Regions from separate parts of the Mus musculus genome. Here region 2 is linked to region 1. A link is a loop called in an ENCODE intact Hi-C map of the cell type or tissue named here. Cell type or tissue: gastrocnemius. All regions are shown on one strand.

Region 1 (8,000 bases):
GCTTCATGGGGATGCTTCTCATTCTTCTTCTTTACAATTTGTTTCATTGTTATTGTGGTTATGCCTAGATTTTTATTCTTTTAAAAACATTTATGTATCATTGCCAGATATTTCTAGATGTAGGATCTCAGAACATGAATTAAATGCTATCTGACATTGACCAGAATCTATTTCACAAGGGCCGTCCTGTTTAACCCTTCTGAAATAGATGACGTCTTTCTAGGTTTGTTTTTTTTGCGTTGGTGGTTATGTTGGTGGTGGTCATATGTACGGCTTTGACGTCTGAGCTACATTCTCTGTATGTCTCAGTTTTTAAAGATTTTATTTTTAATTATGTATGCATATGTGTGTGCATATGTGTATATGAGTCTGTGTGGGTTCATGCATGTGACTGTAGTACCTGTGAAGGCCAGAAGAGCCCATCAGATCTTCTGGAACTTTTACTAGATGTGGGTACTAAGAACTGAACTCAGGTCTTCAAGAACAGTATGCATTCTTAGTTGCTGAGCCATCTCTCCACCTTCATTTCTCAGCTTTTATAGAAGACAGGTGGGGAGGTCTGTGGAGTTAGGCGACCTTTCACAAATTGCACATTTATCAGGTAGTAACTCATAGAATTTACACTTGTGTTCTTAACTCTGTGGTAGTTACTTGTACAGTGGAATGAGGGGATGTTTAACTGGCTGAGGAACCTGAAGACTGGGCCTCAAGCTCATATTGTCTTCTCTTGAGAACCACCTAGATGCAGCCCCCAGGAGGTTATTTTAGTGATACCTAAGATTTGTTAATTAGGTGTGATCAGGCACCCTGATAGGAAAATGACTGCAATGAAGGAGAGGTTTTAATTATACTTGTTCTTGCCTTAAAGCTGGAGACATGTCACAGAGGGTCTTAGAGGTCACCCAGAGGTGAAATCAGCAGGTACAGAGAAAATTGAGGGCAGGAGTCTTTATTATGTTTAAAAAAATGGTCAAGACAAGTATACTAAGCTGAATTTAGGGTTATAGAGTTGAACCATTTGAGCTGACTCTAGGCTGGTTGTTCATATCCGAGTGATTCAGGAGGCTCAAGATTTGGAGAGCACAAGAAAGAATTTGGAATTAGTTGGTCTTAGGCCCTTTCTAGAAGAATTAGCTAACCCAAGGAGGGCCAGTTCTTCCCTTTAGAAAGGCCATAGATGTCAGACCACCAAGAATATAGAAAATAAGAAACTACCCTAATAGAAGAGCAGTCTGCTACCTTGAATGCCATCCCTTTCCAGCAGAGAAGTTGTATGGTTTAGAAGAAGCCTATTGTCAAGAAATAAGAAAACTTAAAATTTGATAGCAAGAAATTTCTTCACTCACCTATACCTGATTAAAACACACAGAGAAGAGGTTTCATTTACAGAGCCTGTGTGTGCTGTCATTGAACTTGTATACACTCTCCCTGCCAAACTCACAGACATCACAGAGTCTGAAATTATGGCTAAACACACTTGATTTTCAGAATCCTTATTCTAAATTTTATCAAAATTATTTCCCAGATTATACTATTTAAATCTTGCCATTATCCTTCTAGACACCCAAATGCTCTTTCTAGTCTGTAAAATGAGGCTCAGCTGGTCTGTCCTTCCCTCTCCCCAGGGGAGTCCTCCTCTGGAGAGCAACTCCCTCAGTTCCAGGCCACTTTGCCAGGTGTGTTTCTTCTCTGCCTGTTAAGCCATGTGCCTTTCTTTGCAGGGGCTTTAACCCTTTTCTTACCACCACTCTTTTACTGCTCAAACTCACTGAATAAATTCTGGTAAGTGTTGCTGGGATGAGGGATGGGGAATGCTTATTCTTCTAGTGAACTTGTGTAATAAACCATAGTGTGTGTGTTATTCCTTAATGTGGCTATGCCTTAGCCTCTTAATGAGGCCATAAAATTCCTCAGCCTAGCAGTCATTACTTTGTACTTGCTAATATTTATTGTTGAATTAAAGTCTCTTAAATTCTCAACCTCTGTTCATTGTAGTTATTTGGTACTTTTGTGTTAATAGCATTTTCCCCCACCTAGAACAAGCTAGATGGAAGAGACAAGGCTCAGATATGTCTGGGTCTAGATCGGCTTTGACAGCATTAAGCTGATGATTTTGATAGAGGTACCTACCTTCTTTGCTTTGGCTTCCAGGCCTAGAAATCAGGGGGTAGGACTAGTGAGCCTAGAAGTCACTTACAGGTCTGTTAACCCTCAAAACTGTAACTGCAGCTTTGTTTGAAGTGTCTACAATTTTTTTTAAATGTTTGAACTCTGGTTAGCCTTTTAAAATTACTTATTTTATGTATGTATGTATATATACCATGTATAGTGGAGAAGCTATGGAGTTTCCAGGCTACTACACCTGAAAGGTCATTCCTCTTTGTTAAACACAGGGTTAGATTTTCACTTTACTGTAGGTCTGTCCTTATGGGATTGGAGACTTCCAAGAATTAGGGTTTTACTGTAGTAGATTTCCTAGGCTTCTTAATAGTCCCAAGGTGCTATGGCTGTGGCCTCAGCATTGCTTGACTTCCATGGAGCAAGGAAACATGGCTTCAAAGCAGCTTTTTGGAAATATAAAATTGAAAAGTCATGCAAATTTCATTCTTTTGTATTCATGCTTTGGGATGAAAATGCCATTAATATAGCAGTAAATCAAATTACTTGGTCCCGTGTCTCTCCACCACACCTTATAGACTCATCCTTTACCCCCGCCTCCAAGCTAAAGGACATGAATTCCTCGTTCCAGGATAGGTCATTATGTCTCTTCTCTGTCCCTTCTTTGGTGGTCTGGGAAGCACTGAAGTGAGAGGTAAATTGCAGCAGGTGAGCTGCACAGTGGGTACAGGTGATGCCTGGGCCTTTTGAAAGGCACACAGATGAAGGGCACACAGATGAAGGGCATGAATAACCACAGGCACGGGTGTCTGCATTTCCCTCAGTACGCAGGGTGGCATAAGTACGTTATCTTCCCTCCCCAAAGATTGTGGGGATGCTGGATCAGAGCCAGGGCGTTCATTTGCAAAGCCTTGCCCACAGCTGTGTTCAGGAGTTATTGTATGACCGCTGGTGAGCCTAGGGCTGCAGTAGGTTTTACATGTCACTTTAGCAGATTTCCATGGTGGGTTTCTTCCTCAATGCTCAGGTGAGCTTTGTAGAGAGAATGAGTTTAGCTTCTCATGATTTCTCCAAGTAAGGAAAAGAGACTTTCAACTTCTTTCCTGAAATCGGTCACATGGCTTGTCCCAGCACTGTGTTAGGAGCTCTGCAAGTAGGGTGAAACCAAAGTCTGGCTTTCATTCCTCTGACACTGCTTTGGATTTGAGTGCCACCCCTAGCTTGATTGTTGATTTTATTACTATCTCTTCTTGGTGCATGCATTTACTGGATACTAAATCCAGTAAATACTAAGGGGCATGTTAAAACATAGGATTCAGGTCTCTCTCTCTCTCTCTTATCATAGTTATTCTGATGTCTGTTTTTGTTTGTGAACTGAACAAACTGGAAGATAGAAAAGATATAAATGTTTAGCTTATTTTGGACATAATTTGCTTATTCTATTGTGCTATATTAATAGTTTGAATTAGAGGACCAAGGTCTGAGGTGAAGGTATTTGTTTTCAGTGGATAAGTTAACTGCCACACTGCAGGACTGCAGCCTCTCTTATGATTTGGGATCTCGAGGTGAGAAACTTGGGATTGGCCCAACAGAGTGTACTGAATTACTCAGTTCACCTTGGAGGAAGGGAACCTGGAGACAAGACGTTTGTGGAAGTCTGAAATTACATTCTTGTGATTGATTATCTGCCTTAGCAAGGTGCCTTACCCACCCCATCGTGGTAGCAACTGACCTGTGGTAACTGACACCCTCAAAGAAGATCACGTAGACGAGAGATAGGAAATGTACACACGAATCCTTTCGAGATAATAGAAGAGAGCGCACATCAAGACTTAATGGCAGGCCATTCACAATAACAAGTTAGCAGGTGGTGTTATGGTCGAACAGAGCACGTCTTCTCCTTTTACAATGTTCTCACAATAATGTAGAGACCTAGTTTGTATGAATTGGTTTCTTTTTAAAAAATATTCGCTTAGAAGAGAGCTGTACAGGTGCTTGCTGTTTTGTGTGTTTTCGCTGGCTTGTTTTGTGTGGTTTATAACACAGTAGCTGTTAGAGAGCGACATCTAGTGTTTGTGCAAGTGACACTGGGTAGGAAGGAAAGAGCTAGCTTGAAGCCTTCCTTCCCTGCAGCTAATCCTTAGAGCAGGGACATTTACTGATGACAGTGTGGCCAGTCCCACAATAGCCTACAGGTCTGTAGTACATCTAGTGTCATTTCAATCTTAAGTTTCTGAGGTGGCAGCAACCAAGCATTGCATGCATGCTCTGCTGTTTCTGTCTCCTTCCCTATGCAGATTCTCTCAAAGTGAATTTTTTTTTAAATAAAAGAACGATATGGAAAGGAGAGCCAATTAGATATGCTAGTACAAAATAGAAGAGGATGAAAGACATATAGATTTTAGCCAAAAACCAGAAGCTTGCGTGAATTGGAGACTAACTAAAGGGCGTGACTGACACCTTTTATGTGAGTTTCATGTGTACAAAGACGACTTCTTAGAGCTGACCTTTCTTCAGGGCAAAGCTCACCTCTTATGGCAGAATTTTATGCTACAAAGTTGAGAGTCTATGAGACATCCTAGTGAGGTGTTTTCTTAGAGAGGGTTAGACCTGAATATGATGTGCAAGTGAAAAGATAAACTTATAAAATGTATCATGTTTCTGCTTCCAAGGCTTCAAATGTTTGAAAGTTTATGTGTTAGTGCGTAATGGGAATGCTTTCCTGTTTTGTCTGTGGTTCTGCACATCTCATGCTCCATCCGGCAGAGGAGTATCTAACCAACTAGTCTATAGGCATCAGTCCTCTGCTCTCTCCCTCAGCCTCTCCAGTGCTCTCCTGCAATGCAGTGCTGGTTCCCATTGCCATCTGGGCTGTTGCACTCCCAGCACTCTCTCAAGGGCCCTCTTCATCTGGTCTCTGCCTCCTCATTCCTGTCTTATTCTTGTCCCTATTGGCAACCTTTGGAAGTCCTCAGAGCAGCAGAAAAGCTTTCTGGGGGTGGGGTGGACACTGTTTAATCTTCCTGAAATGCCCTTCTCTTGTAGGCTCACCCTTTGTTTTCTTAAGGATTTTGTTCAGAGATATTTCTGCCTTTTCCCCTTAGATTATGCTGTCAAGGCAGAGATAGTGCTTCTTTTGTCTATCTCTAGTCTTTCTCATGGTACCTGGCACAGAATGGGTACTTAACAAGAATATTAATTAATTAGTTTATTAAAAGGTAACTTAAACCTATACCATCTGAATGGTGCATTTATTGAATTTATTATTTTCTTGTGAGTACATGTCTCTTGCATTTCTTATTTCTCAGCATTTTGAACAATTTATATCTACATTATTTTATTATAATATTTTCAGTTGCTATTTCTCTTATATTAAATGATTTGGAGAATCTATTTTTATTAACATATTAAATGCCAGTTATGTAAATACAGCTCACTGCTACAGGATCTTTATGCTCTATTCTTATTAGGGAACTACTTTGATTAATCCTTGTTGCTAGAAGGTGAATTATGTACTTTGTTGAAGAAGGGAAGATATGTGGCTGATATAATTCTAGCTCAGAAACACCTTTCCTTAAACTTCAGATATATAAAAGCATACGTAGGTGACTATATAATTTTCAGATCATTACCACCCACCCTTTAATGTGTATGTCTGAGGTAGATGTAATTTGCTTCAGAAACACCAGGAACTGCATTGCTGTATAGGCCCATGGTGTGCTTTGGGTCCCTGTTGTCCTCACTTTCTCACTGTCCTGACGTCCACTCTGTGACTCATGATCACTTCACCGCAGCTGATGAAAAGGCCAAGGTCAGCCTTGTTGCTGTTGTTTAAGGAATATACTACATTTTCTATTTGGTTTTTGCCTAGTGCTTTTTAGATTTATATTGAATTTACAACTTTAAGTGTGTTTTGTCCAGGCATTTCTTGTGTGTGTTCTTTTATGTGGTTCTGGGGAGTTCGTGATGTGTACTGTACTGGCTCATGGGGTAATCTGTAATAGTCTAGTTTAGTGCTAACCATGCTTTCCATCCTCATTAGTTAATATTTTATGATTTCAGAAGGTTATCTAATTACATATCTACTTCATTAGTTTCCCCAAGTTTTCATCATCTCTTCAATATAACACTTGAGTCTTTAAGAACATAAATCAGAAACACTAAAACTCAATTTTCCTTTTTATTTACTTTGTTTTTGAGGACACATTTCAATTTTTCTTTGGGATTGTCTCTTTTGTGGAACCATCATTGCAGCTGCATGGTACTTGCATGGAATAAAGTCACCCCCCACCCCCCGCCCTTTTTGCTGCTTTGGGTTAACTTAAGTAAACAAAAACCTTTGTCATTAGGATACCTTTGTCTTTTTAGGTCTTCATTGATGTCCTAGTTAGGGTTTACTGCTGTGAACAGACACTGTGACCAAGGCAACTCTTACAAGGACAACATTTAATTGGGGCTGACTTACAGGGCTAGAGGTTCAGTCCATTATCACTAAGGTAGGAACATGGCAGCATCCAGGCAGGAGGAGCTGAGAGGTCTACATCTTTATCTGAAGGCTGCTAGCAAAAGACTGACTTCCAGGCAACTAGGATGACGGTCTTAAAGCCCACACTCACAGTGACACACCTATTCCAACAGGGCCACATCTCCAAATAGTGCTACTCCCTGGGCCAAGCATATTCAAACCATGACAATTGATAATCAGGTTTTCAGTATCTTGGTTGATTAAAAAAAATGTAGAATGTCTGATATGTCTCTCTTTAAAAACAGTATGTTCCATATTTATTTTAAATGTCCTTTTTGTGTTGTTTGCTTGTTTGTTTGTTTGTTTGTTTTTCGAGACAGGATTTCTCTGTATAGCCCTGGCTGTCCTGGAACTCACTCTGTAGACCAGGCTGGCTTCAAACTCAGAAATCCGATTGCCTCTGCCTCCCAAGTGCTGGGATTAAAGGCCTGAGCCACCACGCCCAGCCTTTTTTGTATTGTAAATTAAGTCTAAGTTCTTAGAGATTTTAAGTCTGTTTTCTCCTGGGCTAAGAAATCATTATCTTTTAAGCAATGACCTAAGCATGTATTGAGATGTAAAATGTTTGGAGACACAGTTACATTTTCAGTTTTATTAACTGCCACCTAGTGCTTCCCTGCCATGGTTGGTTGGTTGGTTGATTTCTTGATTTCTTTCTTCTTTCTTTTCCTTCCCCTTACCTTTTTTTTTTTTTTGACAGGATTTCTCTGTGTAGCCTTGGCTGTCCTGGAGCTCTATAGACCAGGCTGGCCTCAAACTCATGTGTGTGTGTGTGTGTGTGTGTGTGTGTGTGTGTGTGTGTGTGTACTAAAACTAGAATTCCTTTGATTTCTTTTCATGACTTTTTATCGATCTGTTTGCTTGTGCCACTGCTTATTAGAAAATATTGTGTGCTAGGCACTGGTCCTGATGTTGAGGATACTTGATGTATCACTAAAGTGTAAGTCCTTTCTCCCAGGGAATCCAGCTGTAATGGCAGAGTGGGCCTTATGCCTGTCCACCTGAGAAGAATGCTGGAAGGTTGTTTTGAAGTGGTTGCGTTCCAGGAGGTGAAATGTGAATTTAGTATTTACAGTGACCAATAGGAATCTGACAATACAGAACTGTGTTTTACTTATTCCATAACAGCATGCTGAGAGATTAAGTAGTATTGTGTAGTAGAAAGGATTTCTGGTATAAGTAATAAAGCATTTTTTTGAGCTAAAATGTATTCATTTTATTGTTAAGATTATCTGTTTGTTTGTTTTAGCTCTGTCTTACTTGAATTTAAAGGTTCTAAACAAGTATTGACCGCTAGTGAAAATACTCTGTTTATATCAGAGTTGAGTTATTTTTAGTAACTGGTAAAAATCCACCA
Region 2 (8,000 bases), 140 kb before region 1:
TTCTGGTGTGCTGGAGACAGCATACTCATATCAATCAATCAATCAATCTTAAGGAAAACAGTTGAACACTTTAAGCTTGGCTTAACTGACCATCCTAGTAGGAGCATGAAACTTCAGTGCTGAGGGTGATTTGAATTGTGAGAGCCCAGCTCAAGAAGTCTCAGAAGGGAAGAATATTAATATGTGGCCTAGAGACAATTCTTGTGATAATTGGGATAAAGAATGTGGCTACTTTTTGTCCTTGTGTGAAAAATCTACCTGAGGCTAAACTGAAGAGTTTGGGATTAATGGACTTGGCGGGGGACTTTTCAAAACAGTCTAGTATTGACTGTGTCCCATGACTATTGATGGCCAGTTTTACGCAGATCTATAGTGAAAAGGAACAAGCCGAGCAAGAAAAAATACAAAATGTACAGTTTGAGGAGAAAGTGGGCATCAGGAAGTTTGAACAAGTTAAAGAAAAGCATAGGAATAAGGGAGATGCAACAGCCAGCTAAACTTCCAGCTTGTGAAAGGGAATTTTAGAAAAGCTTTGGGCCAGTCACAGTGGCACCTGCCTTAACTCCCAACACTCTAGAGGCAGAAACAGATGGATCTCTAGGTTTGAGACAGGCCTGGTCTACAGAAAGACTTCCAGTACAGCCAAGCATAGGCAGTAAAAGAAACTAGCAAAAACAGAAATCTGGTGAAAATATAGTTAAACAAGGGGAGCCATGTTCTAGCCTCTGTAAGTTGAAGAACTTGGTAGCTTTAGCCACATGGTTCTGGCTTTAGAGTCCAGGATACAAGGAAGGGGGTATGGAATCTGAGACTAAGGAAAGTCACTGTGGCCAGATGTGTGGCAGGGGTGTCCCTGCATGGAGGCCCTGAGAGGCCATTGCATAAAGCTGTGAGGTCAAAGTCTATATTACCTTGGAGACCCCAAGACATTGGAGATGCCAGAGTCATCGGATTTCTACTGAGGAAAGCTGCTAACGGGGAGTGGAACCAGTCCAAGAGAAAGAAGTGTGTTGTAATCAACAAAGCTGAAAAAGAGCTGGAGACCTGAAGAGCATTTGACATCAGACATGGAGATGCACAGTTTGAGGTTTGCCCAGCTGATTTTCATCCTTGTTTTGGTCCACTATCTCCTCACTTTACTCCCTTTTAGAACAGCAATGTACATTTTGTGCCATTATATGCCACAAGTATGTGATCTGCCTTTTCAGTTGAATTTACAGAAGAATTGCCGTTAAGAACCTGCACGGGTCTCAGAAGAAACTTTGGATTTTTAAACAGGGTTGAGACTGTTTAGACTATGGGGACTTTGAAGTTGGACTGAGTGCATTTCTGCATTATGATGTAGACAAGCTTATGGGGCCTATGCAATGGAGTGTGCTGGTTTGGAAGAAAATGGCCTACATAGGCTCATAGTGAATGGTACAATTAGAAGATATGGCCTTGTTAGAATAGGTGTGGCCTTGTTAGAGTAAATATGACATTGTTGGAGAAAGTATGTCATTGGAGGTGGACTTTGAGGTCATAGTGCTCAAGTCAGGCCCAGTGTGACATTCTCTTTTTTGCTGTCTGCCAATCTGGATGTAGAAATCTCACTAGCTGCCCAGTACTATGTGTGCCCAAATGCCACCATGCTACCTAGCATGGTAACCATGAACTAAACCTCTGAGCTGTAAGCCAGCCCCAATTAGATTCTTTCTTTTATAAGAGTTGCCATAGTTATGATGTCTCTTCACAGAAATAGAAACCCTAACACAAAGAGTGAACCAAAATTTTATTTCTCTGTTTCTCTCCCTGTGTCTTCTGTCTGTCTATAGTTTGTGGTCTGTGACTTGTCTATTGTGCCTGTGTGTTGTGCCAGCCTGTTGTATGTGCATCTGAACTCTCTTTCCTGTGTTTGTTGCTAACAAAGTGTTTTATTCTATATCTATTGAATAGCAATAAAAGCATGGTATGGAAAAGATATGAAGAATAGCTTTTTACAGAATTTCTTTAACAGACTTTTACAAAGGAAAAAGTTACATTACTGGCCCCTACTGACCCAGAATAGCACTCAAAACACAGAATAGCACTCAATCACAAACCAAAGTTATCAACCTCTCTATCCACTTATTGGTTACAACATTTATTTGGTTCAAGGTTGCTTTCAACCTGTTGGTGGCTTTCATCAAATGATTACAATACACATCACATATGCACACACTATTCTGGGTCGCAGGCATAGAAGAGCAAATAAGTTAAAATTGAAGCTATGCATTAGCTTATAAAGTTGATTACATGGGAAACTCAAGGCATAGCATGGTTAGGGACATCACTGTCTTAAGTGGTTAAACTTAAACAGGGTAAGTAGGTTAAGTACATCGTCTTTTATTAACTGGCAAAAGTTCAGTATCTTTTAAGATGAGGGATATTTTCAGAAAAAAATATATCACCACTTGGCCAGCCCAGTGATCACCAAGGTGGTCTTTGAGGTGGTCAGCTGCACTGTCCAGTCTGATGGTCAATGACAGAGATCATTTTTGTGGTCCTCTATATGATCAGCCACAGTGGTCACTTTACGATCACTGTCCTGATCAGTTGTATGATCCACTGTGACGGCCAGCCACTGTGGTCATTTTTGTGGTCACTTTTGTGGTCACTTGCAGTGTCCAAGTTGCTGATCAGCCATACTGATTACTGCTATGGTCACTTAGGGGGGACATTTCTTATTTTTGCTTTTTGTGGTCAGTTTTTGGTTTGGTTTTGTGGTCAGGCTAATCTGATGGAGGCATTTTCTCTTCTGAGGTTCTGTCTTCTCAGATGACTTGCCTTGTGTGAAGTTGACAAAACCCAGCCAGCACCCCCAGGAACTCTGGCCTGAGGAGTCCCTCTAAGGATTGCTGCTGTCCCTCTCACCTTACCTCCCTTCTCACCCACCAGAGGGTCTCTCCTGTCAACAGATCATTCCCTGACCCCTGCTAGGGTTTGTGCTAGTGTGGAGACACTATGTTACAGTCGCTATGGAGATCCAGAACCGCCCCAGATGCTGTGAATAATCTGCACCCAAGAGGAGTGAGCAAAGCCACTCAGCAACAATTCCTTCTCTGGCAGGTATGAATGTTCCCGTCAGGAGCGGAAGAGTGACCCCTGTAAGGGCTGGGTAGTGAATCTGAGCACGAGAACACATTTTCTTTTTGATTGGTGCCAGATGCTGTTTAGAGAGGCGTGGCACCACACACTGACGACTGTTCACACTTCTGCAGTAGACTTAAAGTATTTTTTTAAAAGATACAAGATATCAGGCATATTGTGGAGCACAACTGTAATCCAAGTTGGGAGACTGAGCCAGCAGGATCTCAAGTTGCAGGCTAGCCTGAGCTACAGAACAAGACTGTCTCAAAAGAAAAACTATAATAAGCACACACACACATACACACACACAAACACACAGGACTGTATTTCTGTATTCCTTCTTTGACCATTCACAGAATTATCAAACAATGAGCCCTGCAGTTTCACAGGGAACAAAGGAAGGGGACTGAACTCTGTAAGAGAGTCCAAGTTTATCATAGGGAGAAGTTTGCTCTGGGAAAAGGACCTGTGTATACAACACTGGGTGAGGAGTCTATGGTACAGCATATATTTGCAGCTTAGGAATCCATCTGCAAAACACTGAATGAAATCTTGGTTTTATATAATATCCTTAGCCCCCTTTGGTTCAAGATTGAGTGGCTTGGGCTGGGTTGAAGCCCATTGATGATACATTTACCTAGTGGCTACCACACGTTGGTTGGATAGAAAGTCAAAGACTTTCACTTTATCAACTCCAAAGCAGTGTGGGAACTGAGGAATAGAAGATACAGGAGGCACCAGGCTCTGTACTTCAGTTCTCAATGGCTGGTTTTCCACCTGCTATGGGGCCCATTTGTCTCCTCTTGTGTCAGGCTAGGACGATGCCACTCGGGAGACCAGACTAAAGGCAGACTCCTCCTTCCTCTGACTGACAGCCTGAAGCTGCTTTTTCTAAGAGAGTTACAAGTTTTAAGAGTATCCCGAGTTCCCTGAGACCCCCAAATGAATTTCCTAGCTTTCCTAAGCAATTCTAGATCTTCTCCAGCAGAGGGCGCGCGCGAGGAGCTGGTCGAAATGTGCGCCCGAAAGCATTAGTCAATAAAACAGCAGCTAGGTGATCCCAAAGAAGCAGCGGCTGCTGCTGCTGCTGCTGCTGCTGCTTTTGTCCGCCCCCCCACCCCCCAGCCCCCGCTCGTGATTTTCCACCCCAGAGCGCAAAGCCCAGCCCTTCTCCACCACTGATGGTGCAGGAAACAGGCCCTGGAACACTATCCCAATCCAAAGTACAAGTTGTCATGATGGTCACACTGAAGAACTACTTTGGAGCTCAGCATTTTTTTAGGGACCCATTGTGGAAATCTTCTTTCACTGGTCACAGGTTTCTCTGCATATCTCAGAGTGAACCTCCATTTTTTACAATGCAGTTTGTTTTCCTTGCTCTCCCCAAACCCCCTTGAGAGGAAATTGAGAACTCACTGGGAGAAATAGTTACATAAGACGTTTTCCAAACACTACAAGGTCACTCGAGTCGCCTGAATAAAGCATGTTGTTTGAATGCGTCCAGACAGTATCACTAAGAATTGTTCAGTCAACATTTTATTCCTTTAATTAACCCCTCAAATATGTCCAAATGACCAACGGATTTAATGAAAATATGCAAAAAGGAAGTTTTTTTTTTAAATAATTGTTTCTAATTAAATTGATGGATTTATTCTGATTTGTTTCTCTCTGGAGGCCTGTGGAATCTTGCAGTCTTGGTTGTTGAAGGGAATGCTGCCACCTGGTGGCTATGGGAGGTACTATTCGCAGCTGACAGCCAGCTTTCAGCAAGCTGACCCACCCAAGGGACCTCCCCTGCCCAAGGGTGTAGCCACTCCGGGGTGTAGCTCATCTAATAAATGGACAGGATGGGGGTTCTGTCTCTGTCCTTGCTAGTAGATTGTGTCAACTTGACAAAAGCTAGAGTCATTTTGGGAGAAGGACTCTCAACTTAGAAAATACCACCACTAGGTTGGTCTGTGAGCATGTTTGTTGACTGATGATCGATGTGGGAGGGGTCAGATCACTGCAGGCAGTGCCACTCGTAGGATGGTGATCCTGGGTGCTAGTAGGAAGCAGAGTGAGCACGCCAGTAAGCAGCACTTCTCCATGGCCTCTGCATCAGCTCCTGCTTGGAGGTTCCTGCCCTGATAAACCCTTTCCTCCCCACGTTCTTCTTGGTTGAGATGCTTTGTCACAGCAACAGTAGCCCTGACTGATACATGTCCCTTGCCCATGTAGGGGTGATTCTGAATGTACCTCCCCCCACCCTGGTGCCATCCCTACTTTCCTGCTAACTTCCAGAAGAAGGGCCAAGTCACATTGTCCTATAGAAGAAACTACATAAGAAGGACAATTTGGTGATTGTGATATGGTACCCAGTCTCTGGTCACCCATGACCATTGCACCAGCATCCCTCCTTCCCCTCAGACTAAGGGACGACCTAGTAGTACCAACTGACAAAGGATAGAAAGGCAGAACTTGTTCTATGGATGTTATTTTAAAATCCAAAGCATCTCCCCCCACAGGCCCATATTTGCGTGCTTGCGACACTCATCTGAAGGTCACCAAATCTTTAGGAGGTGCTGGCAGACTGAGGTCACTTCTAGGTCTGTGAAGATTATGACCTTCCCTGGTGGTGGCCTCCATCTTTGCTTCCAGGTCCACAGTGATGAGAAGAAGCTCTAGTTCATGCTACTCATGCTACCCACACCTATCCTACCGTCATGAACTGAAATCTCTAAAACATGAACCAAAAGAAATCTTCCCTCTACTAAGTTGTTGTGGTTGGGCCTTTTGTCACCGTGACGAGAAATAGTGCAGGATGAGAATTGGCAGCAAATGTACTCAGCCCCATTCAGTGCGGTCACAAAACATAGTCACAGGGGGCTGTTCTCAAATGCATGGGGCTTCAGGCACATGGAAAGTGTGGCAGTTTGAATAAAAATGTCCCTGTAGGCTCATGGGGAGTGGCAGTTTGAGGAGGTGTGGTCTTGGAGTGGGTGTGGTCTTGTTGGAAGAAGTATGTCACTGGGGGTGGGGTTTGAGGTGTCAGATGCTCAAGGCAGGCCCAGTGCCATTCTCTTGTTCTGCTGACTGCTGATCCAGACATAAAACTCTCAGCTGCCTCTCTAGCACCATGTCTACCTGCATGCCGCTGTGCTTCCCACCATGGTGACAATGGTAACTGACTATCACAGAGGACACTACAATTGAGCACCACAATATCCACTATATCTGGCCACACTGATGAATACTACAGTGACCACAAGATCTGATCATCACAGTAGACGCTACGGTCAACCACCATAGTAATCACTACTGCTGACCACATAGATGGCCACCACACAGGGACCACTATGATTAACCATCACAGTGAACACCTCAACTGACCTCCCTGATGGCCATTACAGCTGACCACATTGAGGACCACCATAATGATTGTCTTAGTTAGGGTTTCATTGCTGTGAAGGGACAACCTGACTAAGGTGACTCTTATAAAGGCAAACATTTCATTGGGGCTGGCTTACAGTTTCAGAGGTTCGGTCCATTGTCATTGTGACACGAAGTGTAGTAGAGTGCAGGAAGAGAGAATTCTAATCTTGATCCACAGGCAGTAGAAGGGGACTGTCTTCTACAGGCAGCCAGGAGGCATAGGAGACTTCAAAGCCCACCCCACAGTGACACACTTCCTCCAAACAGTGACACACTTCCTCCAACAAGGCCACAGCTTCTAATAGTGCCACTCCCTATGACTAAGCATTCAAACACATAAGTCTATGGGGGTCATACGTATACAAACTATCACATTCCACTTCCTGGCTCCCATAGGCTTATAGCCACAACATAATGCAAAATGCATTTAGTCAAACTTCAAAAGTCCCCAAAGTCTGTCGCAGTCTCAACAATGTTTAAAAGTTCAAAGTCTCTTCTGAGATTCATGCAATCTCTTAACTGCAATCCCCTATAATATCAAAATCAAAAAAGAAAAAGAGATCACATACTTCCAACATACAATGGCACAGGATATACATCATTATTCCAAACTGCAAGGAAGGGAGGAAATACTGGACCAAAGCAAGACTAAAAACCAGTTGGGCAAACTCCAACCTCTGAATCTCCACATCTGATGGCAAAATGTTCTTCATATCTCCAACTCCTTTCAACTTTGCTGACTACCAAAATGACCATGGCAGTGACCAGAATAGCTGACCATCACAGTGGATGCTAGAAGTGACCACAAAAGTGACCACTATGTCTGACCTTCATGGTGGGCATTATAACTGACCACCAAAATGGCTACTAAAGTTGACCATCACAGTGGAAACTACAACTGACCACCAGAGTGACCATGACAGTGACCACTATGACTGGCCATCATAGTTGACACTATCACTGACTACCAGAGTGACCACAAAAGTGACTGCCATAGCAGACCATCTAAATGGACACTGCAGCTGGCCACAAAAGTGACCAAAAAGGTGATAAGTATGACTGACCATCATAGTAGACACTACAACTGACCACCAAGGAGACTGCAACAGTGTCCACTAGGATTGTCCATCAGAGTGTATGTGACAGTGACCACTTGGGTGATCATCACGGTGGATACTACATTACAAATGACCACCTACGTGACCACTTTGACTGACCATCACAATGATAACAAAACTGACCATCTCACTGATCATCATAGCCACCTCTATAGTTGACCATTATGGTGAAAACTACAAGTGACCATCACAGTGACTCACACTGGTCATCTCAGTGACCATCACAGTTACCACCATAGAGACCACAATTGCTGATCACCACAGTGAACACTACAACTGACCACTTTAATATCCCACATAATGATCACACTCTAGCTGACCATCACAGTGACCCAAGCTGACCACCATAGTCACCTTTAT

Evidence for each region. Peaks named below come from ENCODE experiments on the same cell type or tissue, not always from the same donor. Only the 100,000 strongest peaks of a DNase experiment are listed, where the experiment ranks them.
Region 2: it touches region 1 in a loop (14-fold over the local background); 33 of 42 quality-filtered maps call a loop at or near these places.

What each region holds. Positions count from the first base shown.
Region 1 is chr2:146,466,113-146,474,112 of GRCm38, reverse strand. All of the region lies in intron 3 of Ralgapa2 (Ral GTPase activating protein, alpha subunit 2 (catalytic)), which reads left to right. Among named protein-coding and RNA genes, the nearest start is that of Ralgapa2, 42 kb to the left of the region's middle. In gastrocnemius, a CTCF peak has its summit at 4,181; a DNase peak (open chromatin) is centred at 2,982.
Region 2 is chr2:146,609,210-146,617,209 of GRCm38, reverse strand. No RefSeq gene overlaps it. Among named protein-coding and RNA genes, the nearest start is that of Gm52577, 38 kb to the right of the region's middle. In gastrocnemius, CTCF peaks have their summits at 4,092 (motif pointing right) and 4,838 (motif pointing left); DNase peaks (open chromatin) are centred at 4,102 and 4,855; H3K4me3 peaks cover 401 bases; H3K27ac peaks cover 232 bases.